Linked DNA regions of Homo sapiens: region 1 is linked to region 2. Evidence: chromatin loops called from intact Hi-C (ENCODE). Cell type or tissue: ascending aorta. All regions are shown on one strand. Links, peaks and the distances in the headings refer to the core of each region. The heading gives the core; the rest is flanking DNA.

Region 1 (16,434 bases), core at 3,947-11,946, 49 kb after region 2:
TAGAGACGGGGTTTCACCGTGTTAGCCAGGATGGACTCGATCTCCTGACCTTGTGATCCGCCCGCCTCGGCCCCCCTAAATTGCTGGGATTACAGGCATGAGCCACTGCGCCTGGCCTAAATTTTTAATTGTTATTTATAAAATAAAAGCTATTTTATATATATTAAAATAGTATATATTGGCCAGGCACAGTGGCTCATGCCTGTAATCTCACCACTTTGGGAGGCCAAAGTGGGAGGATCACTTGAGCCCAGGAGTTCAAGACCAGCCCAGGCAACACAGCAAAAGCCCATCTCTACAAAAAATACAAAAATTAGCCAGACCTGTTGGCACACGCCTATAGTCCTAGCTACTCAAAAGGCTGAGATGGGAGAATTGCTTGAACCCAGGAGGCTGAGGTTGCAGTGAGCCAAGACTGTGCCACTGCACTCCAGCCTGTGCACCAGAGCAAGAGTCTGTCTCCCAAAATATCTATATATGTATATAGATATATCAATTATATAATATATGTATATAGACATACCAAGCAATTATATATGTATATACATATATCTATATACATATACATTCCTCATTATGTTTGCTATATACATATACATATATATAGATATCTATATATGTATGTAGCTATGTCTGCATATAATTTGTATATGTAATATATGTATATATATAATTGCTTGGTCTATTTTATGTATCTTGAGACCTATTGAAGGTTTTTGAACATGTGGGCAATTCTGGAGAGTAATTACTAAAAAAAGAGAAAATATGGGTGAGGTTTTGTTTACTCAGGTTTTGTTTTTGTTTTCCCCTTTACTTCCCTTTCATTGTTATTGACGTCTATAAGTATCCATTGGCATGTGACCCAGATCGAGCCTTATTTTCCTGTTTCCAAAGCATATGATTAATTTCTAACGTACTACATTACTTACTTGTTTATTATGTTTATTGTTTGCTTCCCCTCCTCTGCCCATTAACTTAAGCATCAGAAGATCAAAAGGTTTTTGTCTATTTTGTCCACTTTTATAGCCCAAGCACTTGGAAAAATTTCTGATGTAAAGCAGGTGTTGAATAACTTTGTTGACTGAATAATAGTGCAGGACATTTTTGTTTTGTTTTGTTTTGTTTTGAGACAGAGTCTCGCTCTGTCGCCTAGGCTGGACTGGAGTGGAGAGCAGTGATGCAATCTCGGCCCACTGCACCTCCACCTCCTGGTTTCTTTTCTTTTCTCTTTTATTTATTTATTTTTTTTGAGACGGGGTCTCGCTCTATCACCCAGGCTGAAGTGCAGTGGCATGATCTCTGCTCACTGCAACCTCCACCTCCCAGGTTCAAATGATTTCCCTGCCTCAGCTTCCCGAGTAGCTGGGATTACAGGCATGCACCACCACACTCAGCTAATTTTTGTGTTTTTAGTAGAGACGGGGTTTCACCATGTTGGCCAGGCTGGTCTCGAACTCCTGACCTCAGGTGATCCACCCACCCCGGCCTCCCAAAGTGCTAGGATTACAGGCATGAGACACCGCACGAGGCCCACCTCGTGGTTTCAAGCGATTCTCCCACTTCAGCCTCCCAACTAGCTGGGATTACAGGTGTGTGCCACCACACCCGTCTAATTTTTGTATTTTTAGTAGAGACAGGGTTTCACCACATTGCGCAGGGTGGTCTTGGACTCCTGAGCTCAGGCAATCCAAATCCACCTGCCTCAGCCTCCCAAAGTGCTGGGATTACAGGCGTGAGCCACTGTGCCCAGCCAGCGTATTTATTTTTTAAGAGCAATATTAGGTTCATAAAAAAAAGACGAATGGAAGGTGCAGATATTTCCCATGTATCTGCTGCCCACACATACACATAGCCTCCCCCACTATCAAAATCCTGCACCAGAGTGATACATTTATTACAACTGATGAACCTACATGGACATCTCCTGTCACCCATAGTTTATAGTAGGTTCACTCTTGGTGCTGTACATTCTATGGGTTTTGACAAATGTACAAGGCATGTGTCCACCACTACAATATCATATCGAATGGTTTCACTGCCCTAAAATATTCTGTGCCACCATATTCATCCTACCCTTCCCTTTAACCTCAGCCACTGCTGATCTTTTTACTGCCTCCCTAGTTTTGCCTTTCCTACAATGTCATACACTTGAAATTGTGTGGTATGTAGCCTTTTCAGACTGGCTTCTTTCACTTAGAAATATGCATTTTAAGTTTCCTTCATGTTGTTTCATGGTTTGATAGCTCATTTCTTTTCAGTGCTGAATAATATTCCATTGTCTGAATGTACTACTTTATGTATCCAATGAATTATAATTTTAGAACAAAAAGTAAGGTAAGAGGAACACAACTTTTTTTTGTTGTTTTTTGTTTGTGTTTTTTTTTTTTTTTTTTGAGACGGAGTCTCACTCTGTCACCCAGGCTGGAGTGCAGTGGCGTGATCTCAGCTCACTGCAAGCGTCGGCTCTTGGGTTCATGCCATTTTCCTGCCTCAGCCTCCTGAGTAGCTGGGACTACAGGTGCCTGCCACCATGCCTGGCTAATTTTTTTGTATTTTTAGTAGAGATGGGGTTTCACCGTGTTAGCCAGGATGGTCTCGATCTTCTGACCCTGTGATCTGCCAGCCTTAGCTTCCCAAAGTGCTGGGATTACAGGCATGAGCCACCGTACCCGGCCAGAGGAACTCAACTTCTAATGTAACCCGTCCCCAACCCCCAGGCCACGGACCATTACAGTGGTCTGTTAGCAACCAGGCCGCACAGTAGGAGTGGATGAGTAAGTGAAGCTTCATTTGTATTTACAGCTGCTCCCCATTGCTCACATAACCACCCGAGCTCTGCCTCCTGTAAGATCAGTGGCAGCATTAGATTCTCACAGGAGCCCGAACCCTATTGTGAACTACACATGCGAGGGATCTAGGTAGCACACTCCTTATGAGAATCTAATGCCTGAAGATCTGTCACTATCTCTCATCGCCCCCAGTGGGACCATCTAGTTGCGGGAAACAAGCTCAGGGCTCCGCTGATTCTATGTTATGCTGAGTTGTATAATTATTTCATTATATGTTATAATGAAAAAATAATAAAGTGCACAATAAATGCAACGCACTTGAACCACGCCAAAACCATCCGCCCACACCCCATCCGTGGAAAAATTGTCTTCCACAAAACTGGTCCCTGGTGCCAAAAAGTTTGGGGACTGCTCTTCTAAAGGGATAAAACAGTTGCCCTGAGTGGACTTTTTGAAGATGTAAAGCAAGGGCTGGGGAGATGTCCTGAGCACCGTGGGATAATGGCCTTTGGATGGAAACTGAGTTCTGTCGTTCATTCAGCTGATGTTTAAGGGCGCCCTCCCTGGGCAGGCAGGGTGCTGGTTCTTGAGGGTGTGGACACCCAGAGCCAGTCCCTGCGCTCTCACAGTTTTCCCTCTGGCTGCAAGCGCTGGGGTGTGGCCCTAGCTGGTCCGTTGGGCTCTGCAGGAGTCTAAGCTGGGCTCGGGATAGCCGGACAGACCCCAGGCCAGGGGAAAGCTCACTCGTGGCTGTCGCATCTCTCCCTCCAAGCAGGTCGAAGAAGGGGGCAAAGCAGACACCCTGAGCTCCAAACTGCAGGCTGGGGATGAGGTTGTGCACATCAATGAGGTGACTCTGAGCAGCTCCAGAAAGGAGGCAGTTTCCCTGGTGAAAGGATCCTACAAGACCCTCAGGCTGGTAGTGCGCAGGTAGGTGGCAGACCCCCACCCTGTCCCTCCTACCACCTCACCCCACCTCTCTCCCTACCCTACCCCACCTCTGGGAAAAGAGCTCGGGGTTGGTAGCTTGGCTTTAAACCTCCATGTATGGATCCTGCCTTTTTTTCTTTTTTCTTTCCTATCTTGTGGGATGTGGGGAGGAAGTGGGGTGAAGACATTTCAGACACTGCTGTCTTTCAGAACACTCATTTCCCAGCAGGTACTGGTTTGTCAGGGATAGACCTCACTGGACTACCTAAATTTTGGGACCTGATGAAAAGTGACACTCATCCCAGATGCGGTCAGAGCTCTAATAAGCTTTTTGTCTGGTGGGACTAGAGAAAGAAATTGGCTTGGAGCTTTCAGTGGCATTTTGGGAACCACACCTGCATCACAGGGTTCTTCAAAACAGGCAAATTCTCTCATTGGTTGTTTTGTTTTCTGGTCTCAATAGTGGTGATTCCTCTGTTGGGAAAGTGTTGGGTTGTGTTTGATTTTAATGCCTTAGCATCAGAAGCTTTGTACTCCCGGGAACCAACCCTTCGTGGAGGAAATTATTTATGGAAAGGGGATGGGAATTGAATTATTTTTTTGATCTCTATTAGTAAGCACTGCTTGAGACATTTTACACATCTTAGCTCATTTAATCTGCACATGAACCCCATGAGATAGCTAATCACTATCCCCATTTTACAGGCAAGAGATTAAATAGGTTACTGGAGGTAGCCAAGCTGATAAGTTGAAAAGCCAGAATAGAATCCAGATTGCCTGATTCTATTTCATGCCACTTGAGCATCATTATCTTGACCTGCTAAGCGCTAGGCCCAAATATTTTGCATATTTGAATATTTCTTCCTTAGATTTCAGCTGCCTCACATAGCAGCTAATGTTACAGTATTTAAGAATGTTCTAGTTGGCTGAGACTTCAGGAGTCATCAATGAAGCCCCACCATTTTCAGGCTGTAGAAAGTAAGCTGGTCTTCCATCATGCCACAGATGGCCTCTTAAAGACCTGCATTAATTCATTTCTCAAATGTTTCCTAAGTGAGCCCATGCTCAGGGGAACAGCAGCTCCTCCCAGCCACAAAAAACACAGCGATGACTGTGGTCCCACTGTGTCTCCAGGCTCTAGTGACTCTCCCTAGTGTGCTGGGCTGTGTCTGGTCTGTCTACAGGGCCATCAACCAGCAATTGCTTCTCTGGTGGTCAGTGATGCAGAGTGGCTCAAAGCATAGGCACCGGATTCAGACAGACCCGGGTTCAAATTCCAGGGCTGTCACCTGTTAGCTGTGTGAGCTTGGCCAAATTACTTAACCTCACTGAAAATTCAATATCCTCATCTTTAAATGAGGATTTAAATATATGTATTTATGCCAAAATATGGCAACAATCTAAGTATCCATGGAGGGACAAACCAAAGAAAATGTGGTGTATATATGTATATGTTTATGTATACACACACACACACACACACACACACACACACACACGAGGAATATTATCCAGCCATAAAAAAAGAAGGAAATCTTGCCATTTGCAGCAATGTAGATGAACCTGGAGGACATTTTGTTAAGTGAAAGAAGCCAGTCACAGAACCGTAAAAACTGTATCTTCTCACTTATACATGGTGTATAAAAAAGTCAAACTCACAGAAACAGAGAGTAGAATGGTGTTTGCCAGGGACTGGGGCACAGGGGAAATGGGGAGATGTTGGTCAAGGGGTACAAACTTTTAGTTATAAGATGAATAAGTTCTGGGGACCTAAGGTAAAACATGGTGACTACAGTTAGTAATACTGTATTGTTTACTTAAAATTTGCTATGAGAATAGATCTTAAGTGTCCTCACTATACACACACACAGGTAACTGTGTGTTGATTAATTTGATTTTTGATTGTGGTAATCATGACACAGTGTGTACATATATCAAATCATCACATTGTACACTTTGAATATATGCAATTTTTGGCAATTATACTTGGGCAATCCAACATACTTTACAAAGTGATTGGAAAGATTAGATGAAACACTCTGAGGTAACAAGAGATGCTGCTGCTATTATTTCTATTATTATTGGCCAACTCTAGGCATAGGCTCATTCCTTGCAGATCCAGATTTCAGTAAAGTAAGCAGTCATCTCAAACATGGGGCTGATGTTTCAAACAGATGGGTAGACAAGCTCAGAACCATGGGGCCATTCCTTGTGTCCAGAGAGTGCTGAAGGTTTTGAACTCACCTTGGCATTGGAACCCAGGAGCCCAGTTTGGAAACACTGGGCATTGATCTGTTGGGTACTAATGGCAGAATCCACACTCCTGATGTGTTTCAACATGACTGTGGTGATAGATTGGCCTCTGGAAAGGGCTGCTCTGTTTCCTGCTATGAAGAATAATCATGGTGGCTTCTGGTAGGCCTTCTAATAGATGGTGATATAAGATTTGAATTACTTCTTCTAGTAGAACCTTTGGAAACAGACAGATATGGGGTTGAAATCTGGTCTGGTTATTTGCAAATTGTGTGACTTTGGGCTCTCTAAGCCCCAGTTTCCTCATTTGTGAAATGGAAATAATCATTCTTACCTTGAAAGGGCATTAGTGAAGTAAGTGTAAGTACACAGTGGATATGCAATATTTGATTATTATTATTCTGGATTAGGCTAGAGAGATGTGACACATGCTAATATGGAGAAGTATTGCCATAATACCATATATGCTGGTTCCCTGGTTATCTGGAGGCCCCCCCTTTCATTCTCTTAGTGAGTTTACAACCATTTAAGGGCTAGTACCCAGCTTACAGGTCCAGAATTGGTCATGACTGTCTCAGACCTTGTGGAATTTAGGAGTGTTAATTCACAGTATCCAAATCACAAGAAACTGAAGGATATAAACCAGAATGCTACTACACTGACTCATTTTGGAAAAGACAACTATAAGTGAAAAGTATGCCATATGGACCAAAAACCAGTATATAGTACTTTATCCCTACAAGAAAACTAAATGGGAAGTCTAATTATGGTCAGGAGTTTGCATAGTGATTTCCAACTCCAAGTGAAGAGAATAGTTCTGTAGGCACCAGTATTTGCTAGGATCCACTCTGATGGCCAGATGGTCCATCTTCCTAATAGGGGCTTGGCTGCCAGGCGGCCAGAGATTCACATCCAGAAGCAAGGGCCCTTTCCCCTCTGGGCCCCAGGGAATCATGCTGCCAACGTTCTCCTCTCCATTTTCATTCTCGTCAACACCAAATCCTCTTCCTGATTGACACATTCTTTCTTTACGTATGCTAATGCAATCGATAAGGTTACTGAGCAGTTCTTGCACTTTCTGCTTCTGGTGTGGGAAACATTTTGTCCCTAAGATGCCTTTTGAATATGTCTTATCTCATCTATTATGTGTTGATTTTTATAGTTGAACTTTCAAAGGAAAAGGAGGCTGCCTTTACATCTGACACATGCTTATAGATGGGGATTATCAACACGCCTCCAGAGACATGGATGGACATTCCTCCCCTACCTTGCAGAGATCCGGGTAGAAGCCTCTTTGCGCTGGATTAATCTGGCTTTGTATTTCGTAGTGCCGTCACTTTCCTGAGAAGTCTTACCTTTATACCTTGGCACACGTCATCGTCCTGAGATTCTGTTTCCTTTGATTTATTGATGCCAGAGTGACTAAGGACATTTCATTTATTAACTTTCTTTTTTTCTATGTGATCTCTATACTTTAAAAAAGACTGGGGTGTCTTCCTGGAAACATAATAGGAAGGAATGTCTGTTTCATGAATAAATCATTTGTGTAGTCAAAATGTATATTTTGGCAGCCATGTACCTGCCTCTTTTTCTCTTAAAGTTATTTTGGCTGGGCGAGGGCGGCACCTCATGTCAGGCTTTCACATCCATCATAAAAATGCCAAGAACACAGAGCAGGGTAATAGTGTTTATATAAGTTTTGGGATTGTCTTACCCAGTGACCAAAAACAATAAAAAGTAGAAACACCTTCTTAAAAGGCTACAGTGACAAGAAAAATGCAAAGCCTCAAGTAAGTTGTGGGTCAAAGACTTTCAAAGATCTGCTGACCCATAAAGAAGGCAGAGTTTAGCCCTCTCTGGGAGGAGGGCGTGAAGGAGGCGCTGTGGACGCTGCAACAACAGAGCATGTGTCTGCTGCTTGATACACGAAGAGTGAAGGTTAACAGCTAGTAGTGGATAAATGGAGAAGAAATGATAAAATAATAAGTGGGTCAGAGAAAAAACATTCCCAAAGGAAAATAAACAGCTCCCAGTTGCAGAAAACCCTTGTGGAATGCAAGGACAGTGCAAAGGATGTTAATTAGGAAAGCAGACATGGACACGAATGAGAATCATACTCCAAATCCTCCCTGAAATCAACAGAGACTTTATCTGGTAGATACGTGTAAAATAGTTGTCCAGGGATCGGGTAACCTTTAAAATGGAAACTGACAAAGGAAAGGGTCTTCAGGTTTAATTTATCATCCCTGAGGGTAATGGAAGTTGCGTTTAGTATAAGGAATGCTCACTGCTATTTGTAGATAATCTAAAACTTGAATTTAAAAAATAGGAAGCTATATTTGACCTCCAGAACAGATTGCTGGGGTTAATTGCTGTGTATTCATATAAATACATATTTTTACCCTGAGTTCAGACTCAGACTCCTATCCTGAATTGGATTATCAGAATGGCCTTAGAATCAATGAATCCTTAATCCCAATTCTGATCTTTTCTCCATTTTCCTTGGCAAATCTAACCTTCCAACCTTCTGCATTAAGGTGCTATTTATTTTGTTTATTTACTTATTAATCCTTCATTAATCAAAAGAAAGCTGGAGGTGCTATTTTTGCCAAATACTATCCTACTCCTAAATTTGTTGTAAGTGAATTTTTTGTGTTTTTACTTGTAGTTGGCAAAGAAAAACTTGAGTATATTTCATTTCAAATATTTCGTACTTTTTTATAATGCTATGCAAGCCAGGCAAAAGTCAGAGAGGATACCTGAGATAGCGGTGTCCAGCACTACCAGATTTGAGACTGCCTGGGTTTGAAGTCTGATGGCATAGGCACTAGCTTTGTGACCTTGGGCAAGTAATTTAATCTGTCTGATTTTTGCCTCACAAAATTGTTGTGAGGATTAAATAAGAATCATGTGGGTATGGTATTTAGTACAGTTATTAAATCATGAATCTACTGAAAACAAGTTGCATATTTGTTAAGTAAATTATCTCTTTGACAAGTTCCACCTTAATCTCTAGAACACAGCATATGAAGTCCTAGTTAATGGGAAGACTTTGGTGGGGAAATTATCTTTCTGGGCATCAAAGAGAGCAGAGGGTAGGGAAAATTGAGCCCCTTTTCAAAATGGAATCTTCCTCCCAAAGCTTTCCATCACCTCTGCAAGTTTGATGTAACCTTTCCCCTTCCCATCAATTTATTCTATGAGTTGATGTGTTGGAAGGAAACAATTCTTTTTTATTTGGCTGAATATACGTGTTTAGTAGTACTAGTAGTAGTAGTATCAGTGGTAGATCACATTTTGCTGGGAAAAGAGAGATTGAGGAGAAAGCAGCATTGAAAAAGTAAAAAACAATAAACATCTGCCTAAAATATGTATATGCCAGGCTATATGACTTGCCCATGTAGAGGTGGCTAGCGTGAGAATCTAGGCTAGAGTGAGAATCTAGGTCTTAAGACTTTCAGCCCTTGAGTCTCTGCCTGGAGGTAGAAATGAGGGAAATGCATCCAAAAATAGGTAAGGACTTGTCCAAGGCCACATACTAGTGGCCAAAATAAGAGTCTAGTTCTTCGAGGATGTAAGTCTTAGGGACTTTTGGCCCCTCAAGCAGTGAAATCATGAACTAGTGCTTTCTATTCCACTGCCTCCTCCTTTTAGAAATATCTGTGATGCTAAAAAAAAAAAAAAAAAAAAAGAGAGAGAGACAAAAGACAAGGCCGGGCATGGTGGCTCACGTCTGTAATCCCAGCACTTTGGAAGGCAAAGGCAGGCAGGTCACCTGAGGTCAGGAGTTCGAGACCAGCCTGGCTAACATGGTGAAACCCCGTTTCTATTAAAAATACAAAAAATTGTCCAGGAGAGGTGGCGTGCCCCTGTAATCCCAGCTACTCGGGAGGCTGAAGCAGAAGAATCGCTTGAACCTGGGAGGCGGAGGTTACGGTGAGCCAAGATCCCGCCATTGCACTCCAGCTTGGGCAACAAGAGCGAAACTCTGTCTCAAAAAACAAAACAAAAAAAACCCTCAAAACAATAAAAAAACAAAGAAGCTTATGTTTGATTCATCTAAGAAAACATTTTGAATGAAGAGGTGATTCCCCATTGACCTTGAACTTCCTTTGGGAAGGAAATGCACCGGACTACTTTGGATGCCCAGCAGACTTGAGTCTCTGCAGCAGCCTCTGGAAATGAAACTCTGGGCTGCATTAGTGGCTGCTTCCTCCCTCCTAACAAAAATGGTGATGAAATTAAGTTCACCAAGACCCTTGGGCCCACACTCCCCCGAATTCACCGTCCCATGTTTCTGAGGGTTAACAGAATAGTTTCTTTTTATAAACTAGTGAGATGACATTATTAGAATGGAATGGGATGGTTGGCTGACACACTTGCTACCTCAGTGTCAGATTTCTGTGACCTTATATTTCTAGATTGAATTGCAAGACTGTAACTCACCCAGGATTTGCAAGTCAATGATCTTAAAAGAAATACTTTGTAATGAACTTTTTTAAGTCCTCTGAAAGGATACAAAATTAACTCTATTAGCTATTAATAAAAAGGGTTGTGCAAATCAGTGCCTTTTCCAGCTCATGGTTACAGTTTATAAAAGAAAATAATTTCTTGGAATATTTTCACTACCACCTCCTCACTTCCTTCACACTGTTTTGCCACCTCTCCACCCCCTCACCTGCCTGACTCTATTTCCTGAAAAAGCATCTACATTCTTAAAGCAGTTTGAGATTAACCACCTGATGTCTCTTTCTGACTCTTTTAAAGCAGTTTAAAGAAGCAATTTATTAAAAGCTTTAAAAGCAAATGGAACAGAACTCCCTATTTTTAAGGCAATAAAGTTGACAGGAAGGGTTGAAACTTTTCTAGAACATAAAAAGCATATTTTTTTCTTATAAATTGACAATCTGCAAGCCAGATTGTGTAGCACGAAGGTGCCAATTCTCAGATATGAAATTGCAAACAGCATGAGGAAGACATTATATCATCTGGATTCCAGTCTCAGTTCTGCTGTGGTCTGGCCATCATACCACGGTGCTACTCAATCTCTCTAAGACTAAATTTCTTCTTAAAATGGAGGAGAACAGTTCCATACTGAGTTGCTATAAGGATGAAATAAGATAGTATATATAAAATGTTTCATCATAGTAAAATATTAATCTTTATTTCATAAGGAGCTTCTATTGTACAGTCTCATGAAAAGTTACCTGACCACATTCTCTGATGATTGCTCTATTTAATGGCACTGATTTGACTCATTTTTGTAAATGAGAACACATAGGTTTTAAAGCTTCTGATTATAACCTTTCTGCTAAGAGGAAATGTGGCTTTAAAGGACAGTACCAACTAGGCCCAAGTTCAGAATGGGATTTTGTAAAAAAGGCCATATTCTCTGGCGAACGTAAGTTGAAAGAGTTCTAACTTTGAACCATGTTGAAGCTCATTGGTGGAAGGTTGAGCTCCAGGAGAGGAAGCTCGGATTGCAGGAAGGGGCTCTCTACGCAAGTGTATTTGCACCATCTGGTGTTTTTTTGTTCCAAGGACTGGTCAGGTTATATAGGCACATGTGACCCAGGCTGAGCAATTTGAAAACATAATGTTCTTTAGACAGCACAATATGCTGCCTCTGGGAAAGTTATGACATCAAAAGATAACTATCAAGTGGGCAGGCAGTGGGAGGTGAGGACAAACAGAAAAGGTGCAGTGACCTTTTTATAGGCAATTGCAAAACTGGTCTTGAAGCTCAAGGAACTCACCTCTGTGCATAAAAGTGTGGCTTCCTCTACCTCTCCTGGACACAGAAGACAAATGAGAAATATTTCTGTGCCATGGTAAGTTCCAAGAACTGACTTTCAAGACACAAAAAAAGGCCCGATGCTGTGCTCTGTGGTTAACTCCTGTATGAAGGGGCAGGAAGGCAGTGTGTCCCCACCACGTGCCACAGGAGGAAAGCACAGGAGCTGAAGTGGCAGCCAGCATGGCAGGCAGTACCACTCTATGGTTCTGTGTTAGGAGCGTCTCGTGTCTGAAATGTTACCTCTCACCTCCACATGTCTCCTGAAGAGCTGTGACCACCCTCCCATGCCCCGCTCTGCTCTCCCTTCATTACTTCACTCATCCTGGTCATCTGCTCTTTGAAGTTCTTAATTTGGGCAAAGGGCTGGCAGATGCCTGGGACATGAGTACAAATCCCAAACTGCACTTCCGTTTGCACCCAGGATGAGACTTCCCTAGAGGGGAGATCAGTATAACTGAGAACTGTGGTAACTTACCCTTCTAAACATTTTTTCCACTTGAGCAAGTGGTTGAGAGGAGAGGAAGGAGGCAGCTGCAGTGGCCTCTGACCCCCAGAAACTTTTCCAAGAGGCCTGGCATCATGGAAATTTGCTCAGTATGCTTTGAGGAGGTATTTCAATCCTGCTGGGACCATTCTCAGAGCAGTTTTCGGCTTCTTTGGACTTCTAGGCTTGAATGTCACTGTATAGAAGTATAGTATTTTATTTCCTAACCAGTTGTTCCTTCCCATGGAAAATTCATGTAACACATTATTAGGTTTCCTGAGAGGTATGCAATAAGACTCCCTTACTGTAATGAGGAAGGGGACATCTTTTTCCCCCGTAGCACATAATGATAACTGCTATTTTTATTCAATGGGTTACATATGCTTACTGGCTATGCACTAAACACTAGCTTCATACAAAGGAATGTTCTATTGTTCCTAGTGAAGGAGGTTTGATGATAAAAGACCACATTTCATTCTTGGGCTAGCACAGCTTTACTTCAGACAAATGTATTCCAGACAGGAGCCAACCTTCTATACCATTAAAGAATTAATGAATGCACCATTAAAGAATGGCACTCAAGGCTGGGTGCGGTGGCTCATGCCTGTAATCCCAGCACTTTGGGAGGCTGAGGCTGGCAGATTATGAGGTCAGGAGTTCGAGACCAGCCTGGCCAACATAGTGAAACCCCATCTCTACTAAAGATACAAAAAATTAGCCGGGTGTGGTGGTGGGTGCCTGTAATCCCAGCTATTAGGGAGGCTGAGGCAGGAGAATCGCTTGAACCCAGGAGGCGGAGGTTGCAGTGAGCTGAGATTGCACCATTGCACTCCAGCCTGGGTGACAGGGCGAGACTCCATTTCAAAAAAAAAAAAAAAAAAAAAAGAATGGCACTCAAATATCTGTCTGAGCCTTTAGGATATGAGGTCTGAGTTCTGAGATCAAATAAAAGTTATGGTGGAATCTTTCCCCCCAGTTTTAAATTTGGATGCATCAGCTAGGACAGGTAAGTTTGGATGAGTCCCATTTAGAAGATGAACCAAATATTTGGAACTCTGAATACTTGAATCAAAATGGCTTAAAGCTACTCCTTCTTAAATTGGGCTACACATTGGAATTACCAAGGGAGTTTTAAAACAGCAATAACAACAACAAACTAATTCCTGGCTCCTACCTCCAGAAATTCTAATTTATTTTATTTTACTTGTTTTTTGAGACAAGATCTTACTCTGTTGCCCAGGCTGGAGTGCAGTGGCATGAACACAGCCTTGACCTTCTGGGATCAAGTGATCCTCCTACTTCAGCCTCCGGAGTAGCTGGGACTACAGGTGCACACCACCACACCCAGATAATTTTTTTATTTTTTGTAGACAGAGTCTCGCTTTGTTGCCCAGACTGGTCTCAAATGATTCCCACCTTGGACCTCCCAGAGTATTGGGATTACAGGCGTGAACCTCCAAGTCCAGCCTCAGAGAGTCTAATTTAATAGATGTGGGGGTGTAGCCCTGTATTGGAAACTTTAAAAGCGCCTCAAGAAAAAGGCTGGGTGCAGTAATCCCTATAATCCCAGCACTTTGGAAGGCCGAGGCAGGAGGATCCCTTGAGTCCAGGTCTGCCTCCAGACCAGCCTGGGCAACATTGCAAGACCCTGTCTCTACAAAAACTAGCCGGGCATGGTGGTGCGTGCCTGTAGTCCCAGCTACTCAAGAGGCTGAGGCAGAAGGACTGCTTGAGCCAGGAGATTGAAGCTGCAGTGAGCCATGATCGGGCCACTGCACTCTAGCCTGGGCGACAGAGCAAAACCCTGTCTCAAAAAAAAAAAAAAAAAAAAAATCAAGAAAAAACAATGGATGGTTCATCTGTACTGAAAATGTACAGCCTTTTTTTCTTGTCATTCTTCCCTAAACAATACAACAGTGATTCACGTAGCATTTACATTATATTAGGTAGGATAAGTAATCCAGAGATGATTTAAAGTATACAGGAGGAAGTGTATAGGTTATATGCAAATATGACATCATTTTATACAAGGGACTTAAGAATCCATGGATTTTGATACCTATGAGGGGGTCCTGGAACCAATCCCCCATGAATGCAGAGCTACAACTGTATTCATTTATTTCATCAGCCCCCATGTTTCAAAAACCACACTTTGTATACCCTTAGCATAAATCCCCCATTTCTTGAGAATGAGGGGTAGAGAAATGGTTTCCATAAAGGATTGTTAAATACCACCCCCTCCACATATCCTTAATGGAAAATCAGATCTTCGAAGGTCCTGGCAAGCTTTGTCCTGTTCTGTTTTTCTGTTTTATTTAATTTAACTGCTCTAAGATCACAAGTGTCCCATGAAGGTCCTGGAGAAGAATCTTAAAGTATAGGTTTGTGGGTTACTGAGAGCAGTAGTAGGCTCTTAGACTTCATTAGGCAAAGAGAAACACCTGGTTCCATCTGACTTGAGATGAACTGTGGGTTCTTTTTCCTTTGATCATTGTTTATTAAGATGGCTACCTCAAATATGTATTTTTTACCACCTGTCTCCTCATGGTTCTGTTGCTTTGGGCATCTTCGCATGTGGCAGCTCTGAAGAGCCTCATTAGTCGTTGGCAAAATTATGTCTCTAAGACTAGCGTCTTTGTGCTTTTGCCAGTAGCTAAAATGTCTGTTTAATTGTATTACCTAGTCTAGAGGCCCGTGCCGCTGTCTGTAGACCAGCTGCCAGATTGCTTAGTACAGTTTGTCAGTGCATTTGAAAAACGCAATTTTTCTACTCCCCTCTTATTCTGCTGTCAAACTCTAGTCTGATGCTGCGTTTGCTTAGTGGGTGGGATGTGTAAAATTATACATGTGGGGACAGTTGCTTGGTTAGTGTGTTTATTGTTTACGTAGGAAGGTTGCTATGTTGTTTTCATGAAGACTGTGATTCTAAGGAGCATTTTTAAAAGATTCTTTGGGTGCCAGGCGCGGTTGCTCATGCTTGTAATTCCAGCACTTTGGGAGACCGAGGTGGGTGGATCATTTGAGGTCAGGAGTTCGAGACCAGCCTGGCCAACATGGTGAAACCCCGTCTCAGCCGGGTGCGGTGGCTCATGCCTGTAATCCCAGCACTTCGGGAGTCCAAGGCGGGTGAATCATGAGGTCAGGAGATCAAGACCATCCTGGCTAACACGATAAAACCCTGTCTCTATTAAAAATACAAAAAATTAGCCGGGCGTCGTGGTGAGCGCCTGTAGTCCCAGCTACTTAGGAGGCTGAGGCAGGAGAATGGCGTGAACCCGGAAGGCAGAGGTTGCAGTGAGCTGAGATCGTGCCACTGCACTCCAGCCTGGGCAACAGAGCGAGACTCCATCTCAAAAAAATTAATAAATAACTAAAAAGATTCTTTGGAATGTTTCTTTAAAGGTGTCTCTTAGGGATGAGCCACTATTATTTTTTGATTGTAAATAAGTAGGGGCCCACAAGCCCTGGACACCTAAAACAATCTTTCATGGAATTTTCTCAGGACACATTTTGTATGTCCTTCACCCTCATAACTTAAAGAAGCGAACAATTGAAGAGACCCATTGTTTTTTACTGGTGGTTACATGGTACTGAACGTTTTTTTTTTTTAACTAAATTAAAAATCTCCTCAATTATCCCCTCTGACTTGCTCCCTCACTTCCTTCAGGTATTTGCTCAAATGTCAGCATCCCCTGCAGAGTCCATTTTACATCGCAGTCCCCTTTCTCCTGTATCCTCACACCCTTCTAATCTTTATTTTTTACCTGTCTCTCTGTCACACATACTAGAATATAAGTTCTTCGATGGCAGGGATTTTGTTCGGTGTGGTATCCGCAGTGCTTGGAATGGTTCCTGGCACACAAATGTGCTCACTGAATATTGGTGAGCCAGCTCCAAGCCAGGCTGCCTGACATTGCCTCTCAGCTTTACAACATTTACTACTGAGGGCCCTTGGACAAGTTAATTGCCCTGTGCCATGGTTTCATGACTTGTAAAGTGGGGATAGTAACAGTTTCCCCTTCACGGGTATAATAAATTGCTGTCTAAATCTTGGCTGTTTTTAATTACATCATCAAATAGCGTTAGTTATTTTTCCTGCATTAAGAGCTGCTGGACAGGCAGTCTGCACTTATCTTCACTATCCTTCTATTCCCTATGGAATATGGTCAATAGTTTCATCA
Region 2 (16,434 bases), core at 5,032-13,031:
CGCCCTATGTATCTTTTCATCTGGCCAGTCATCTGTATCCTTTATTATATCCAGTAAACATAAGTAACGTATTTCCCTGATGCTATGGTTTGAATGTTTATCCCCTCCAAGCTCATATTAAAGCTTAATCCCCAATGTGGCAGTATTGAGAAGTGGGGTCTTTAAGAGGTCTCGAGGGCTCTACCCTCATGAATGAATTAATCCATTGATGGATTAATGGGTTATTACGGTACTGGAACTGGTGGCTTTATAACAAGAGGAAGAGAGACTCAGCTCTCTGGCATGTGATGCCCTGTGCCGTCTCGGGACTCTCCAGAGTCCCCGCCATCAAGAAAGCCCTCACCGGATGCAGCCCCTACACCGTGGGCTCCTTAGCTTCCATAACTGTAAGAAATAATTTCCTTTTCTTTATAAATTAGGCAGTTTCAGATATTCTGTTATAAGCAACAGAAAATGCACTAAGACACCTGAGTTCTGTGAGACACTCTAGCAAATTAATCAAACCAAAGTGGAGGTCATGGGAATCCGATGGATAGCTGGTCATTCAGAAGCAGAGGCCACATTCTGTGCTTGTGACTGGCATCTGAAGGGGGGTGGGGGCAGTCTTGTGGGACTGAACCCTCAACTTGTGGGACCTGACACTATCTCCAGGCAGATAGTGACAGAATTCAATTGAATTAGAGGATACTTAGCTCGTGTCCACTGTAGAATCTGCCAGAGAATTGCTTGGTGTGTGGGGAAAACCCCCCACCCTCTGGCATCAGAAGTGTTGAACGATTTTGTGAGAGTAGAGAGATTCGAAGAACCATTGGTTTTACCTATATCCTTACATGGCTTTGTATGGTTTTTAAAAAGGCATGTTTGCTGCTACAATATCATAAGAATGTTTTCCTGTGCTTTATTCTAAAAGCTTTCTGGTTTTATCTTTCATATTTGGATCTGCAATTCATTTGGAATTGATTTTTGTGTGTGATGTGAGATTAGAGTCCTGATACGTTTTTTCTCTCGTATGGCTATCCAGTGAACCTAGAACCTTTTATTTAAAATATTCTCTTTTCCATCAGTTCACTGCAATGTCATACTTTTCATGAATCAGGTGACTGTATACATATGGTTGTTTTCTTGTATGCTATGTTCTATCCCACTGGTCTATCTTCTTGTCTATCCTTGTGCCAATATTATACAATCTTGATTATTATGGCTTTATAATGACTCTTGATAACTGGAAGTGGAAGTCTTCCAGCTTTGTTCTTGAAGATTGCCTCAGCTATTCTTGGTCCTTTGCATTTTCATATGTATTTTAGAAATAGTTTGTCAACTTCCACACACACACACACACACACACACACACATGCCTAGAGTTTGGTGAAGATTGTGATGAATCTATAAATTCATAGAAAATTAACATCTAAACATTTCAATTCATGAACGTTATGTTTAGGTCTTCTTTAATTTTCCCAGTAATATTTTGTGGTTATCAGTGTAAAGTTCTTATACATATTTCATTAGATTTATTCCTATGTGTTCGATTTGCTATAGTAAATAGTATTCTTTTTAAAATGTTGTCTTTTGTTTGTTGCTATTATATATATATATTTTTTGAGACAGGGTCTTACTTTGTCACCCAGGCTGGAGTACAGTGGCATGATCTCAGCTCACTGTAACCTCTGCCTCCCAGGTTCAAACAATTCTCATGCCTCAGCCTCCCAGGTAGCTGGGATTACAGACGTGGACCACCACGCCCAGCTAATTTTTGTGTCTTTAGTGGAGACAGGGTTTCACCATGTTGGCCAGGCTGGTCTCAAACTCCCGACTTGAGGTGATCCACCTACCTCGGTCTCCCAAAGTGCTGGGATTACAGGTGTGAGCCACGGTGATTGGCCATATAATTGATTTTTGTATATTCACCCTTTGTCTAGTGATCTTGTAAACTCAGCAAAGTATATCTGTGGAAGGCATTTGGTAGATATCCTTTATTAGTTTAAGAAAATTATCTTCTATTCTGTTTTTCTACACTTTTGTTTAAAACCATGAATGTGTGCTGACTTTTATTAAAGACTTTTCCATCTCTTAAGATGTCCAACCCTGTTTTGACTCAGCTCTAGGACCCAATTCTATAGCCCTTTCCCTGGTCTTGGCTTTATCCCCACAATCACAAAAACTCCATGAACAAAAAGGAACAAACAAGGACCTGAACCGAAGAAGTGCCAGTAAACATGGAAAGGAAGAGACAACTGTAAGAGATTTTGATGTTCTGCAATATAAATGTTTTGTACAGTCCCAGATGTGTTGAGAGAGAAGCCGACTTCTCAAAAAAATTTTTTTTTTTTGAAACGGAGTTTTACACTTGTTGCCCAGGCTGGAGTGTAATGGCACGATCTCGGCTCACTGCAACCTGCACCTCCCAGGTACAAGCAATTCTCCTGTCTCAGCCTCCCAAGTAGCTTGGATTACAGGCATGCGCCACCACGCCTGGCTAAGTTTTTTGTATTTAGTGGAGACAGTGTTTTACCACATTAGTCAGGCTGGTCGTGAACACCTGACCTCAGGTGATCCACCTGCCTCGGCCTCCCAAAGTGCTGGAATTACAGGCGTGCGCCAAAATGCCCGGCCGACTTATCAGTTTTTTAAACTCCTGCCTCCTTTTGATAAACATAAAAAATCCACATGAAACTTTTGTTTAATGTACGTATTATGGAAACAATAAGCTATTTTCCAAATATAAATTTTAATATGATTAAGCTTTTTGAACTTTTAAATATAGATTGCCCTTATTAGAGATTAATAATATAGTATGTGTAAAAGCAAATTACACATTCTATAATCCCCTGCCCCTAAAGTCCGATACATCCTCCCTGAAAGGGTACTTTTCTCCTTCACTTTCTCCTAATTGAAACTCACTGAAATAGCATCTACATAGAACATCACTGCATGGTGGAGCGGCAGATAAGCTGGTTAAGCAATCTATCATTACTATCATCTGGATGTCCCAGGATGGTTGGGGTAAGTAGAAATGTATGAAGACTCTAACTGGCAATGGGATTTTATCATTGAAAAGTGCAGAGCTGGCCAATTCAGACCCAAGTTGCAGGTGTACCTGGGAGAATACACACTTGTAGGTTTTCAAATTTACTAATATTTAAGCAGTTTGATTCTCTACAATTACTTCAACATTTGACTATTGGGCTTGAATTTAATGAATCCTGGTGCCCTCTTGTGGACATGAGAGAATGTACAAAGAGTATAGCTTTGAGTTCTTTTCATTTTAAGGATTACTTTGTGTACCCATGTCCCATTAACCTAAGATAACTCAATAGGTAGAAGATCTCAAGTCACACAGCCAGGCATAATGTTGCCAATTATAAGCCCTGTGAACTTAAGATTCCTTATCTGATAAATGGCAGTAACAATAGTACCCACCTTACTAAGGTTCTTGAGAAGATTAAGGATTTAAGGAAATTCCCTTCCATTCCTACTTTCCTAAGATTTTGTTTGAAACCATGAATAGGTATTGAATTTTATCATATGTTTTTTCTGCATTTTTAAAGATGTACACTTCTGTTTTGACTCAGCTCTGGGACCCAACACTACAACCCTTCTCCAGGCATGGCTGTACCCTTACTTTATACATCCATACATACAATTGGCCCTCTGTATCTGTGGGTTCTGCATCTATGGATTCAACCAACCACAAATTGAAAATATTTGGGAAAAAAATAATAAATAATAATACAACAATAAAAATAATACAAATTTTAAAATAATATAGTATAACAACTATTTACAAGCATTTACCTTGTATTAGGTATTGTGACTTTTTTTTTTTTTTTTTTGAAACAGGGTCTAGCTCTGTTGCCCAGGCTGGAGTGCAGTGGCATGATCATAGCTCACTGCAACCTTGAACTCTTGGGCTCAAATAATCCTCCCACCTCAGCCTTCCAAAGAGACTACAGGCTCATGCTACTATGCCTGGCTAATTTATTATTATTATTAGTTTTTGTAGAGATAGGGTCTCACTATGTCTCCAACTCCTGGCCTCAAGTGATCCTTCTGCCTCCTCCTCCCAAAGTGCTTGGGATTACAGGTGTGAGCCACCATGCTCAGCCTAGAGATGATTTAAAGTATATGGAAGGATGTCATCAATGATAGACTGGATAAAAAAATGTGGCACATATACACCATAGAATACTACGTAGCCATAAAAAAGGATGAGTTCATGTCCTTTGCAGGGACATGGATGAAGCTGGAAACCATCATTCTCAGCAAACTAACACAAGAACAGAAAACCAAACACTGCATGTTCTCACTCATAAGTGGGAGTTGAACAACGAGAACACATGGACACGGGTTGGGGGGAGGGCATCACACACCAGGGCCTGTCAGGTAGTGGGGGGCTGGGGGAGGGATAGCATTAGGAGAAATACCTAATATAGATGATGGGTTGATGGGTGCAGCAAACCACCATAGCACGTGCATACCTATGTAACAAACCTGCACGTTCTGCACATGTAGCCCAGGACTTAAAGTATGATAAAAAACAAAAAGTATAAAAATAAAGTATATGGAAGGATGTGTGTGTGTCATATGCAAATACTATACCATTTTATATAAGGGACTTGAGCATCCATGGATTTTGGTGTCTGTGGATGAGGGGGCCTGGAACCAATCCCTCACAGATACTGCAGGATGTATCTTAGCCTGGCACATAGTGGGCTCTCAATAATGTTATCTGTGTTTAGTATCAATCATCTTAATCAATTATCAATCCCTTAAAGGAAAGGGAAGGGTATGAAGGATATAGTATCCCAAAACAGAGTGGCTACAGATACTAGTAACCTCTCCTCCCCAGTCCCATCCTACCTCATTCCTGATTCCCTGCAGCAACTACTCAACTCTCAACTATTTCTTTTTATATTTATCATCATATTTTTAATAACATGTTTTATGGATCTTCTTCATTTTTTTTGTCCATATGTAGTATTATCTATTGACTTTCTATTATGGAAGATGAACGTTTAACTCTCTTACAGTACTCCCTCCATACTTCCTTTCCCCCATTTATGATCCCATGTATGTAAAAATAATGTACTCTATTTTATATATTTGGTCCTCTCCATAATAACCAAAAATATGGACCAAGGCATAAAAGGTGAATACTAAAAAACGGAACCTTGTTTCACATTATTAATGTCAAATAAGCCTGAACTCTTCTTAAATGAAGCAAAGAAAAAATTTATAATGAAAAAGATTATAATTTGCAATGATAATGGAGTTATCACATAACTTTATGCAACAAGGAAGAAGAAATAAAAGGAGAAGGTTTTAATCACCTTTGTTGGTCCATGTCTGATCAAGCAGAGGAAAACTAAAAAGGACATAAAATATCTAAACAATTTAATAAATAAATCCAAATGTGATTCCAGATAGACTCATATGACCAAATAACACATGCAAATATTGACCTTATATCAGGTTATAGAGAAAACTGTTTTCCAAAGCAGCTGCACCATTTTACACTCTAATCAGCAGGGCCAATTTCTCTACATCTTCACCAATACTTGTTATTATGTCTTTTTGATCATAGCTGCCTTAGTGGGTATGAAGTGGTATCTTATTGTGATTTTGACTTGCACTTATTTAATAGTTAAAGATATTGAGCATCTTTTCATGCACTTTTGGTCATTTGTATCTCTCTTTTTTTTTTTTTTTGAGATGGAGTCTCGCTCTGTTGCCCAGGCTCGAGTGCAGTGGCGTGATCTCGGCTCACTGCAAGCTCCACCTCCCAGGTTCATGCCATTCTCCTGCCTCAGCCCCTCCCGAGTAGCTGGGACTACAGGCGCCCGCCACCATGCCTGGCCTGGCTAATTTTTTTGTATTTTTAGTAGAGTCAGGGTTTCACCATGTTAGCCAGGATGGTCTCGATCTCCTGACCTCGTGATCTGCCAGCCTCGGCCTCCCAAAGTGCTGAGATTACAGGAGTGAGCCACCATGCCTGGCCGGTCGTTTGTATATCTTCTTATCGGAAATGTCTATATAAATCCTTTGCTCATTTTAAAAATTGAATTGTCTTTTTATTGTTGAATTATTATTGAATTCTAAGACTTGTATTGTAGATGCAAGCCCCTATCAGATACATGTTTTACAACAATTTTCTCCCATTATCAGGGTTGTTTTTGTATTCTCTTTATGTTGTCATTTGAAACACAGTTTTAAATTTTGATGATGTCCAATTTATTTTTTTCTTTTATTACTTGTGCTTTTGTAATCGTATTCGAGAAACCATTGTCTGATTCCAGGTCATGAAGATTTATGCCAGTGTTTTCTTCTGTAAGTTTATAGCTTTAGCTCTTACATTCAGGTTTTTTTTGATATTTTAACTTTTTGTCTATGGTATGAGCTAAGGGTCCAGCTTTTTCTTTGATCTGTGGATATCCAGCTGGCCTAACATCATTTGTTGAAAACATTATTCTTTTCCCCATTTAATTTTCTTGGTTCCCTTGTTGAAAATCAGTTGACCATAAGTATGAGGGTTTATTTCTGAACTCACAATTCTATTATATTCTATTTATGTCTGTTCTTCTGCCAGTACCATGCTGTCTTGATTACTGTGGCTTTGTAGTAAGTTTTGAATTTGAAAGTATGTCTTCCAACTTCTTTCTTCTTTTTCAAGATTGTTTGGATATTCTGGGTCCCTTGAGTTTCCATATGAATTTTAAAATCGCTTTTCAGTTGCTGCAAAGAAGCCAAGTGAGATTTTAATAGGGATTACATTTAATCTGTAGATCAAATTGGGGAATATTGCCATCTTAACAATATAAAGCCTTCCAATCAATGAACGTGGGATGTCCTTCATTTATTTAGGTCTTTTAAATTTTCTTTCAACAATGTTTCATGGTTTTCAGTGTATATGTGTCATGGTACATTTTTGCTGCCATAACAAAATACCTTAGACCAAGTAATTTGTAAACAGCATAAATTTGTTGCTCATAGTTATGGAGTCTGGGAAGTCCAGGATCAGAGCACCAGCAGATTCAGTATCTGGTGAGGGCTTGCCTTCTGCTTCCAAAATGGCACCTTGTTGCTTGACTTTACATGGTGGAAGGCGGAAGGACAAAGGAATAGAGCCCTTCCTTCAACCTGTTTCATGACAGCACTAATCCCATTCATGAGGTTGGAGTGTTCATGACTTAATCACTTCCCAAAAGACACACCTCTTAATACTATCATACTGACTATTAGATCCTAACATGAATTTTGGAGGGACACATACATTCAAACCATAGCAATATGTTTTGCATTTCTTTTGTTCAATTTATTTCTAAGTATGTTCTTCTTTTTGAAGCTATTATAAATGGAATTTTTTTAAAATTTCATTTTCAGATTGTTCATTGCCAGTGTATACATATCCCCCCCTCCGAATCCAGCATCCACAATATTTTTAATAATGACAGGATCCGGTTAGTTTTTGTAGTACAGCTGGCCTCTTGGCCTCTGGTGTAGGGTTTGGAGTAGCTGTGCAGGTACCTGGGGCCTTACTGAAATGCTTGTATATTTCTTGGTCCTTGTGAGGATGAAAGAGCAGGACAATGCATAGACTTTGGGGGCGTCCAGGTCAGGACCTTGCCCTCCAATTATGATCCCCACAACCATTCATTTTGTGTTCTTGGCCAGGAAACTTCATTTTCTTGATCATCTGGCCTGTTGCTGCCACTCATGAATATCCTCTACAGCACAACTTGGTTGAAGGTGGAGTTGGTTCCTCTGGCCAGAAACATGTACCGCTTGACCAACAGCTTTAGATCAATTTCCTGGCTCTTGAGTTTCTGGCACTGGGTTCCTTGTGGCAGGTGTGGACTCCCATGATGGTGCCTCCTACTCAGCCATGTCCAAAAAAGTGAGCACTCTCAGACTCTTTAAATACTTTATTTGGAATTTTTGGACATTTACCCAATTTTTACCTAATTTTTTCCATATAGAATTACACATATTCAGAAGTGAGCTAAGAGTCTTTTTCTTATTGGATCATTTAGGTTACCTTAGGTCTGAAATTCTCAGATATGTATTGCTCTCATCTACTAGATCCTTGAAATTTGCCAAAATTTAAATTATTTTTGGCAAAATTGAGCAAATATGAACACTTCCAATGTCAGTGAGGAAGTGTTAAAGTGAGTACTTCCATATACTATTGGTGGGACTGTGAAATGGTGCGGGCACTCTGAAAATAAGTTTGCCAATACCAAAATCCTCAGTTAAGATTGTAATTTTAGACCCCGTACTTTTCCTTCTATAAATCTATCATTAAAATACTGAGATCCAGACCAAGATTTATATATAAGACCTCCTCAGTATTATTTTATAGTACAAACGTGTTGAAATCAATTTCAATGTGCCATAAAAATATTTATCTATGCATTAAAAAAGGCTGAAAGGAAATATATCAAATTGTAATAATGTTATCTCTGAAGAATGGGATGAGGTAAAGTCAGTATAATCAGTAATAAAAAATGGGGGCAAGAGCACAGATTGTACTAGTTACAGACTTGAGTTTGAGTTCTCTCTCTGCCAGATGTAGCTGAATGACTTTGGGCAAGTTACTTAACCTCTCTAAGCCTCAATTTCCTTAAATATAAGATGGTGGTAATAATAGTTGTTGCCTTATAGGGTTACTGAAAGAATTGAGTGAGATATACACAAAGTGCTTAGCACAGCAGTTGATCCACAGTGAGTGCTAAGTGTTAGCTCTCGTTGTCATTGGTCACCTGGCCTTGTCATATACAACTGCACAATCCCCTGGAAATGTTTCCACTGAATGAGACACCTATGGATTTGGACAGACTGGCTTTTTCTGCCATGTACTTCAATGGCCTTAGTTGTTGAGGACTCGATATGTGCATGTGATGTGAGTGTAATTGACCAGAGAGGTAGTGTGGCACAGGGGAAAGAACAAGGAGACTTTGGTCCCAATCTAGGTCTTGGTTCCCTCATCAGTGAAGTGAAGGGAGCTGGACTAGAGAATTTCTAAGATCTCTTCTGGCTCTAAAATGTTCATTTCTCACCAGGCACGGTGGCTCACACCTGTAATCCCAGCACTTTGGGAGGCCGAGGCAGGTGGATCACCTGAGGTCAGGAGTTCAAGACCAGCCTGGCCAACATGGTGAAACCCCGCCTGTACTAAAAATACAAAAAATTAGCCAAGTGTGGTGGTTGGCGCCTGTAATCTCAGCTACTCGGGAGGCTGAGGCAGGAGAATCGCTTGAACCTGGGAGGTGGAGGTTGCAGTGAGCCAAGATCACGCCACTGCACTCCAGCCTGGGCAACAAGAGGGAAACTCCATCTCAAAAATAATAATAATAATAATAATAATGCCACAGCAATTGTGAATTTAGACTTTTGTCTCCTAAACACAAGGTGGCAGCAAAAGACTAGGCTCTTGGCTGCCATTTGCCAAAACCAGTAGGATAAGATGGTATTATTTAATTTACACTATGTTATAAAGTAAAAGATCTAGGTGGCTTAAGATCACTACCTGCTCTTAGTGGTTTCTATGAGGCCCAGGTTTAATGTCCCTAGAATTATGCTTTTATCGCTATAATCGGAATTCCCCTACTCTCAATATATCCACTGAAGTCACCACTCAACAACACCTCTGCCTACAATTTCTCCAAGGCTTTTTCTATCACTTCTACTGCTTCTTGGAAAAATACCCTTCAAGTTTTCACCTGTGATGAGCAGGGGTCTTGCTGGCAGAATGGCAGCTATGTGCTTTACAAGATAAAAACAACTTCTGTCTTCCAGGATCGGGGAGGATTTGCAGTATGGGGGCTTGGTAGTGCTCTCTCAGGGAAAAAATTTCAAATAAAACACCCATGTGTTGCCAGTCTATTCAAATATGTTCCAATTATAAACAATAGTAGGAAATCTCGATGATCTGTGGGTTGGGTTTCTGTGTTCCTTGGTTGGAGCTGATCACTCCTGGCCAGGTGGGGCTGGAAAAGGATGGTGAGAAAGTGGGAGACAGACCATGAAGTGAGATGGGAAACCCCATTGCAGAAACGGAGTGAGGGGCCTGTCCTCAGAATCTAAAGAAGGTTGTTCTGAAGATCCCTAGGGAAGAGGCCAGGGGCCTAGTTGAGACACAGGTGAGGTGACCCTCAGGAGAATATTTTCAACCTGAGGTCCGAGGGAGTGGGCCTGAGGCCTAAATAGAAAGATCCTCTTTCTTCAGGGACCTTGGGGATTTCCAGGCAGAAGTTGACCTAAGAGAGGCAGTGGGAGTAGAATGGAAGGGCTAAAAAGATAGGGCCAAAGGTCAAGTTAAAGGATTGACATGTAGACTAGAAGGAAATTGACACAAGTACCAGGAAGAAGTTGTTTAATGGTTCTGATAGATGCCACATGACTTAAGCAACTGGAAACTGACCTTGCAACCCCTACAATGGCATTGGGCTCATACCCTGAGATTCCAAAGCAGAGGGGATCTCCAGAGGAGAGGAAGGAGGGCAGGTTATAAACAGAGCCTTTTTTTTTCAGAGAGGATCCTCTTCCTTCTTTTATTTCCTTCCTGCTAAGTGGTAAGAGCAGAAAATCATTAAGGAAAGCAGCAGAAGAAACTGGCAGATCTGGAATGTGGGCCATTTTCTCACCACAATGTGGGCTTCTTCACTTCCGCAGGATTCTACCTGCTTTAGGGGTCACACCCTCTGCAGGGTGCTTGGGGATCGAGGGACAAGGAGGGAAAATGTTTTAACCTTTAAACTGGTGGCCTTTTTGGTGGTTACTATCTAAATTACCTCCAAAATGATTGGGGGTGGGAAGGGGAAAGAAAACCTAACCTGGACCTAAGGGACTTGTGGTAGGGATCGGATACTGCAATGAGCGTGGAATCATACATTTCTCTTTCAACTTGATGAGGTGCTCCCACGGAGGGACAGTTAGCAGAAAATTTGGTAAAGGCCTTATCACAGACCAGAGATATGACCAACTGGGGTGAGCTTTAAGGAGGAACTAGGGTAGAAAATGGTTAATGTTTTGCTGAAATACAGGGAAGAAACAAGGTGGATTGGATCATAACCAACTTCTTTCACAATGTCATAAAAGTACCCAAACTGTGGAGTGCACCCACATCTACATGAGCAAGTCTTGTGAATTGCTTTGATGCTTGCACCGTGCCATCTCAGGCCTGCCATGGTGCTAAGTCACCCTCCACAGATGCAGGGCTTCCAGCTTCCACCTGAGAGCAGGAGCAGTAGGTTAACTTTGTGTCAAAGACTCATCCTTCCTTTCCTTTGACTTCAAAGGTCCCTTGGTGGAACTTTCTACTGTCGGGTCTTTCATGATTCCCTATCAGAGGTTTTACATGTATGCTTTCGACTCTGAAAGGGAGACAATGCCAGCTAAACACAAGGAAAGCTGTTCAGGCTGAGTGTGGGAGAAGGGGAAGCTGGTTGCTGATTCTAATTCTGATGTTTGAGGGGAAAATAATATGTTTTTTTTTTTGAGACAGAGTCTTGCTCTGTTACCCATGCCAGCATGATATTGGCTCACTGCAACCTCTGCCTCCCAGGTTTAAGTGATTCTCATGCCTCAGCCTCCCGCGTAGCTGGGACTACAGGCACCTGCCACCACGCCCAGCTAATTTTTGTATTTTTAGTAGAGATGGGGTTTTACCATGTTGGTCAGGCTGGTCTTGAACTCCTGACCTCAGGTGACCCACCCGTCTCGGCCTTCCAAAGCACTGGGATTACAGGCATGAGCCACCGTGCCTGGCTGGAAAATAATACTTCTATCTCACTGATCACATTTACCGGTAGTATGCTTTAAGCAGGAAACAAGAACTGGGTAATTGCGGCAGAAAAGCCTTTAAAAGAAAATGACTTCATTGGCATTAGCAAACACCTACAGAGATAATATCTCTGACCTTAGCTGGCAGGCACTGAGAAAATTCTGAGGAATAGAGGGGGAGTCTGGAAGACTTGGGACTTTGATTTTTCTTATCCGGGTCAGACATTGATCTTTAAAAAATGACATACGTTTTATAGTCATTAACTTATCACTTAAAATGTTCTGCTGCTACAGTTCCTGGAGTAGGGGTAGAACCCTTCAGTTTATTGAGGACCAAAGACCTACATTAAAAGTAAATCAAAGCCTAAAGGGAAGCAAAAAGCAACTTAATTGACTTCAAAAATTTTTAAGCCGTTCACTGGTTTAAGTAAAAAATATGAAGCATAGTAACAATTTTCAGCCACTCTGGAAAACAGTTTGGAAGTTTCTCAAAAAGTTAAACATGGACTTACCATATGGCCAGGAATTGCACTGCTAGGTAAATACTCAAGAAAAATGAAAACATACATCCAAACAAATGTTCATAGTAGCATTATTCATGATAGCCAAAAAGTGGAGAAACCCACATTTTTGTTAACTGATGGTGAATACATTAAATGTGGTATATCAATATAATGGAATATTATTTAGCCATAAAAAAGAATGATGTACTGATACATGCTGCAATGTGGAGAAACCTTAAAAAACTGAAAGAAGGCAGACACCAAAGGCCACATATTGCATGATTCCACTCATATGAAATGCCCAGAACAGGCAAATCCATAGAAAAATAAAGTACTTCAGTGGCTGCCAGGGGCTGGTTTGGTATAGGGGAGAATGGAGTAGGACTGCGAGTGGATATGAGGTCTCTTTTGGGACGATGAAAATGTTCTGAAATTAGATAGTGGTCCTAGTTCCACAACTCTGTAAATACACTATAAGCCAATGAACTGTTCAATGAAAAAGGGTGAATTTTATAGTATGTGGATTTAATTTTATGATATGCGAATTACATCTCAATAATATATGAAGCGTGAAACTTTATTCAATAAATATATTAAACATTTAAAATATAATTCAATTAAAATTAAAAATGAAGTATAGGGAAGGAGAACAAGACAACGAGGAAAGATGGAAGAGAAAATACTTGGCTCAAGAAAGAAAATGAGCTGGGTGCAGTGGCTGACATCTGTAATCCCAGCACATTGTAAGGCCAAGGAGTTCAAGACCAGCCTGGGAAACATAGTGAGACCCATTTGTTAAAAAAGTTCAGATGTGGTGGCTCACACCTGTAATTCCAACACTTTGGGAGGCCAAGGTGGGTGGATCGCTTGAGGTCAGGAGTTCGAGACCAGTCTGGCCAATGTGGTGAAACCCCGTCTCTACTACAAATACAAAAATTAGCTGGGCATGGTGCTGGAAGCCTGTAATCCCAGCTACTTGGGAGGCTGAGGCAGGAGAATTGCTTGAACCCAAGAGGTAGAAGTTGCAGTGAGCTGAGATCACGCCTCTGCACTCCAGCCTGGGTGACAGAGCAAAACTCTGTCTAAAAAAAAAAAAAAAAAAAAAAATTAGCTGGATGTTGTGGCATGTGCCTGTAGTCCTAACTACTCAGGAGCCTGAGGCAGAAGGATCAGTTGAGTCCAGGAGGTTGAGGCTACAGTGAGCCAAGATGGTGCCACTGCATTCCAGCCTGGATGACATAATGAGAACTTGTCTGAAAAAAAAAAGGAAGGAAGGAAGAAAATGAAAACCAAACAAGAGAAGAGAGGCTGATTCCATGATTTTCAACACAATAGAAATTTCCATTGTTCTCTGAGATTCCCTTGGGCTCTGGTCTTCAGAATGTTATTGTTATTATTATTATTTCCTTTAGAACTTCTAATGAGCACATTGACCATTGCTTCCAGGTTTTCGAATTGTCCTTTGCCCTTAAACTCCTCAGTGGCTTGGGTTTTATTCCAATAGAGCAGAGGATATGAAATATTTCTTGGTTAATGTTTCTGGGTTTGCAGTATCAGTCAGTGACCAGAGTTGGATTTTACGTCTAAAAACCATATAAACTCAAGCCGAGACTTGTCTGGGTGTAGACTTCCCATTGCCAAATTTAATTTTATTATTTAAAGTCATGTTGAGAAGTCATGTAGGTGGTCTTTCTTCTAAGCTAGGACAGACTTATCAGTCTCACTTGCCTGGTACTACTTTATGAGGTAAATAATTAATTTGAGATATTAGGCATAAGCTGGTCTTGATCTGTTCTCAAACTCCAGGTGGGTAGAAAGCTCAACTGTTGACACAGGGCCTGGCATGGGAAATGATTACATGGGAAGCCATGTCTGATAACCAGAAATGATACTTCATAATAACACAAAGATAATGAGAGAGATTGGGAGTCAGGTTAGTGTGTGAAACTAGCAGTAGACCGAGAGGGAAAGTGGGTTGTGATCCTTCTTTGAAGTCACCACAGAGTCTTTCTGCTCCTTCACCCACTATGGTTAGTGAATGACCAAGGATACTGACTTTACCTCCTACTATTACTCAAATGTATATCTCTTCTCCGTCATTTCTCCTGTTCAGTTCCTCTTTCTCTCTAGCCTGGTCAATTGCAATATCTTTGTAACATGTTTTCTAGACTGTAATATTGCTCCTATTATCCATCCTTCCAACTAGGAAAGTAATATTCCTGAAGTCCAAATCATGCCATGTCCCTACCTTATTAGTTCTCTGTGTTGAGATCAGATGAAGCTATAGGCAGAGATGCTCTTATGACATGAAGGACTGGGGTTCCCTTGTAAGACCATCAGAATTTGCCCTATCTAAGCCCCTACTCAGGAGCCTAGAGGAATCCCTGAACTGAATGGTCTGAGTCAGCTGATACTCTCAGATAACAGCACTTTGCTCATAATATATGAAAACAGGAGCATGATTTAGAAAAAAAAAAGGAACCAAAATCACCAGCTAATAGATATTATGCAATAAGCACATTACAGAAACACAAAGTCCTGGTGTACATCACCAGGGCAGTCCCTGAGGACAGTCTAGCCAATAACTACACTTAAGTTGGGTCTCCAGATCTGATTTTCTAAGTTTCTGATCCTGGATCCTTTCATAAATTATAGCTGCTACCTCCAATCCCACCCCAAGTCTCATGAACAGGAAATCTGTGAAAAAGTTTTACAGGGAGGTTTGAGAACTCCCTCTGAGCTAGCCAATCCAGAGTCTTGCTTTCAGCCAAGCTTCCATCATACCCAGATTTTAATGATGAGTTATTTATGTTCTCACTTAAGGAAATCCTTTCCTACCCTTTGGAACTTCTATTTATCTTGTTATTAAAACTGTCTTCAAATAGATTTCCTGCTGCAATACAACACACTTGGTGACTTTCTCAGTCTTACAATGGGATTAGATATTTAGTGCTGAAAGGATCATTGCAAGGAGAGCAATCAGGTTTCTTCTCAGTGACAACTGCTTGGTCTTCTTTGCTGTAAAAGAACTTTGCTTTGAGCTTTGATACATGGAAAATGTCTGCCAGAGGCCCTGGTGAGAAAGAGTCCGTGTGTCTGCCCATCTTGGGTCATACCCTTGTCATCCAGGAACTAACAAGTCACCCCAGTTTACATGCAGTTGGCATTGGATGGGTGTAGGCAAATCACCTGGACTATCAAAGATACAGTGTCTAAAAAAGGCTCACTTCCTCCCTATCCCAGGTGGTAACACTGCATCGCAAGTACAGGGCATCCCAAATACAGAACATCCCTAACCCTGCATGCCCAGGGCACTGTTCTCAGCTCTGCTGGTCTGACCAGGTAGTTTCACAGAATTCTTGCTTGGTTAACTTGTAGTTTTTTGACATGATGTGCTAGATAGGTAAGATTTAGGATTCTTATCCATGTAAATGAAACTTAAAAAGAATTTCTCCTGATTGAGTTGCTTAGGGTTTTTGTTTGTTTGTTTGGTATATATATATATATATATAAAGGGGATGTTAGGGCTGTAGTCAGTGGCTGATTATTTGAAAATTTCTTCAACAATATGGGTTCTGTTCTGCTAATTCTCAGACCAATGAGGGCCTGTGTATGCTAGCAGAGAGAGGAAAAGACTAGGGTTTTCAGATTAGGACTCTGGGCCAGAATTTGTTACCATGTGACCTTGGACCACTCATTTAACCAAAGCTTCCCAGCCATTCCCCGTGGAAAGGAAGTGGATTGAATGACCTCCCGGTAGCCTCACCGGGATATTGCGGCTGCAGCAGAGCAAGGGCTGCATATAGAAGAGGAACATGAAGACTTTTTCCTTACAAAGTAAATGATATGAATTGACTGTGGTAAAGTTTCTAAATCAGATTTTTTTTAGTCCAGAGGGACAGCTTTTAAAATGAGAGATTTATTTAAGTTATAAGGAAATATCTGTCAACCCTCAGAAATTGCAAGATGATTATTTTGGTTGTGTGTGTGTATGTGTGTGTGTATTCCTAGTGGAGGGTGAGAGCTTGACTCTTAAGAATCATATAAAATATCAAATTATCTCAACTTCTGATAAATAGGGGGAAAGACAGACATTTTGGGGAGGTTCAAACCTCTATAATTCTTTAGGCATTTAACCCCCCAAGAGCAG

The links. A loop is a pair of places that touch in the nucleus more often than their neighbours do. Peaks named below come from ENCODE experiments on the same cell type or tissue, not always from the same donor. Only the 100,000 strongest peaks of a DNase experiment are listed, where the experiment ranks them.
Region 1: it touches region 2 in a loop (2.4-fold over the local background); 11 of 110 quality-filtered maps call a loop at or near these places.

The regions. Positions count from the first base shown.
Region 1 is chr4:76,552,045-76,568,478 of GRCh38, forward strand. SHROOM3 (shroom family member 3) reads left to right here. Exons shown (of 11, transcript NM_020859.4): 2 at 3,565-3,719. Among named protein-coding and RNA genes, the nearest start is that of MIR4450, 13 kb to the right of the region's middle. RefSeq lists an enhancer at 6,666-7,297. In ascending aorta, for the core only: CTCF peaks have their summits at 7,902 and 8,129; no DNase peak of the experiment used is centred there; H3K27ac peaks cover 3,809 bases.
Region 2 is chr4:76,501,846-76,518,279 of GRCh38, forward strand. All of the region lies in intron 1 of SHROOM3 (shroom family member 3), which reads left to right. Among named protein-coding and RNA genes, the nearest start is that of MIR4450, 64 kb to the right of the region's middle. In ascending aorta, for the core only: a CTCF peak has its summit at 9,419 (motif pointing right); no DNase peak of the experiment used is centred there.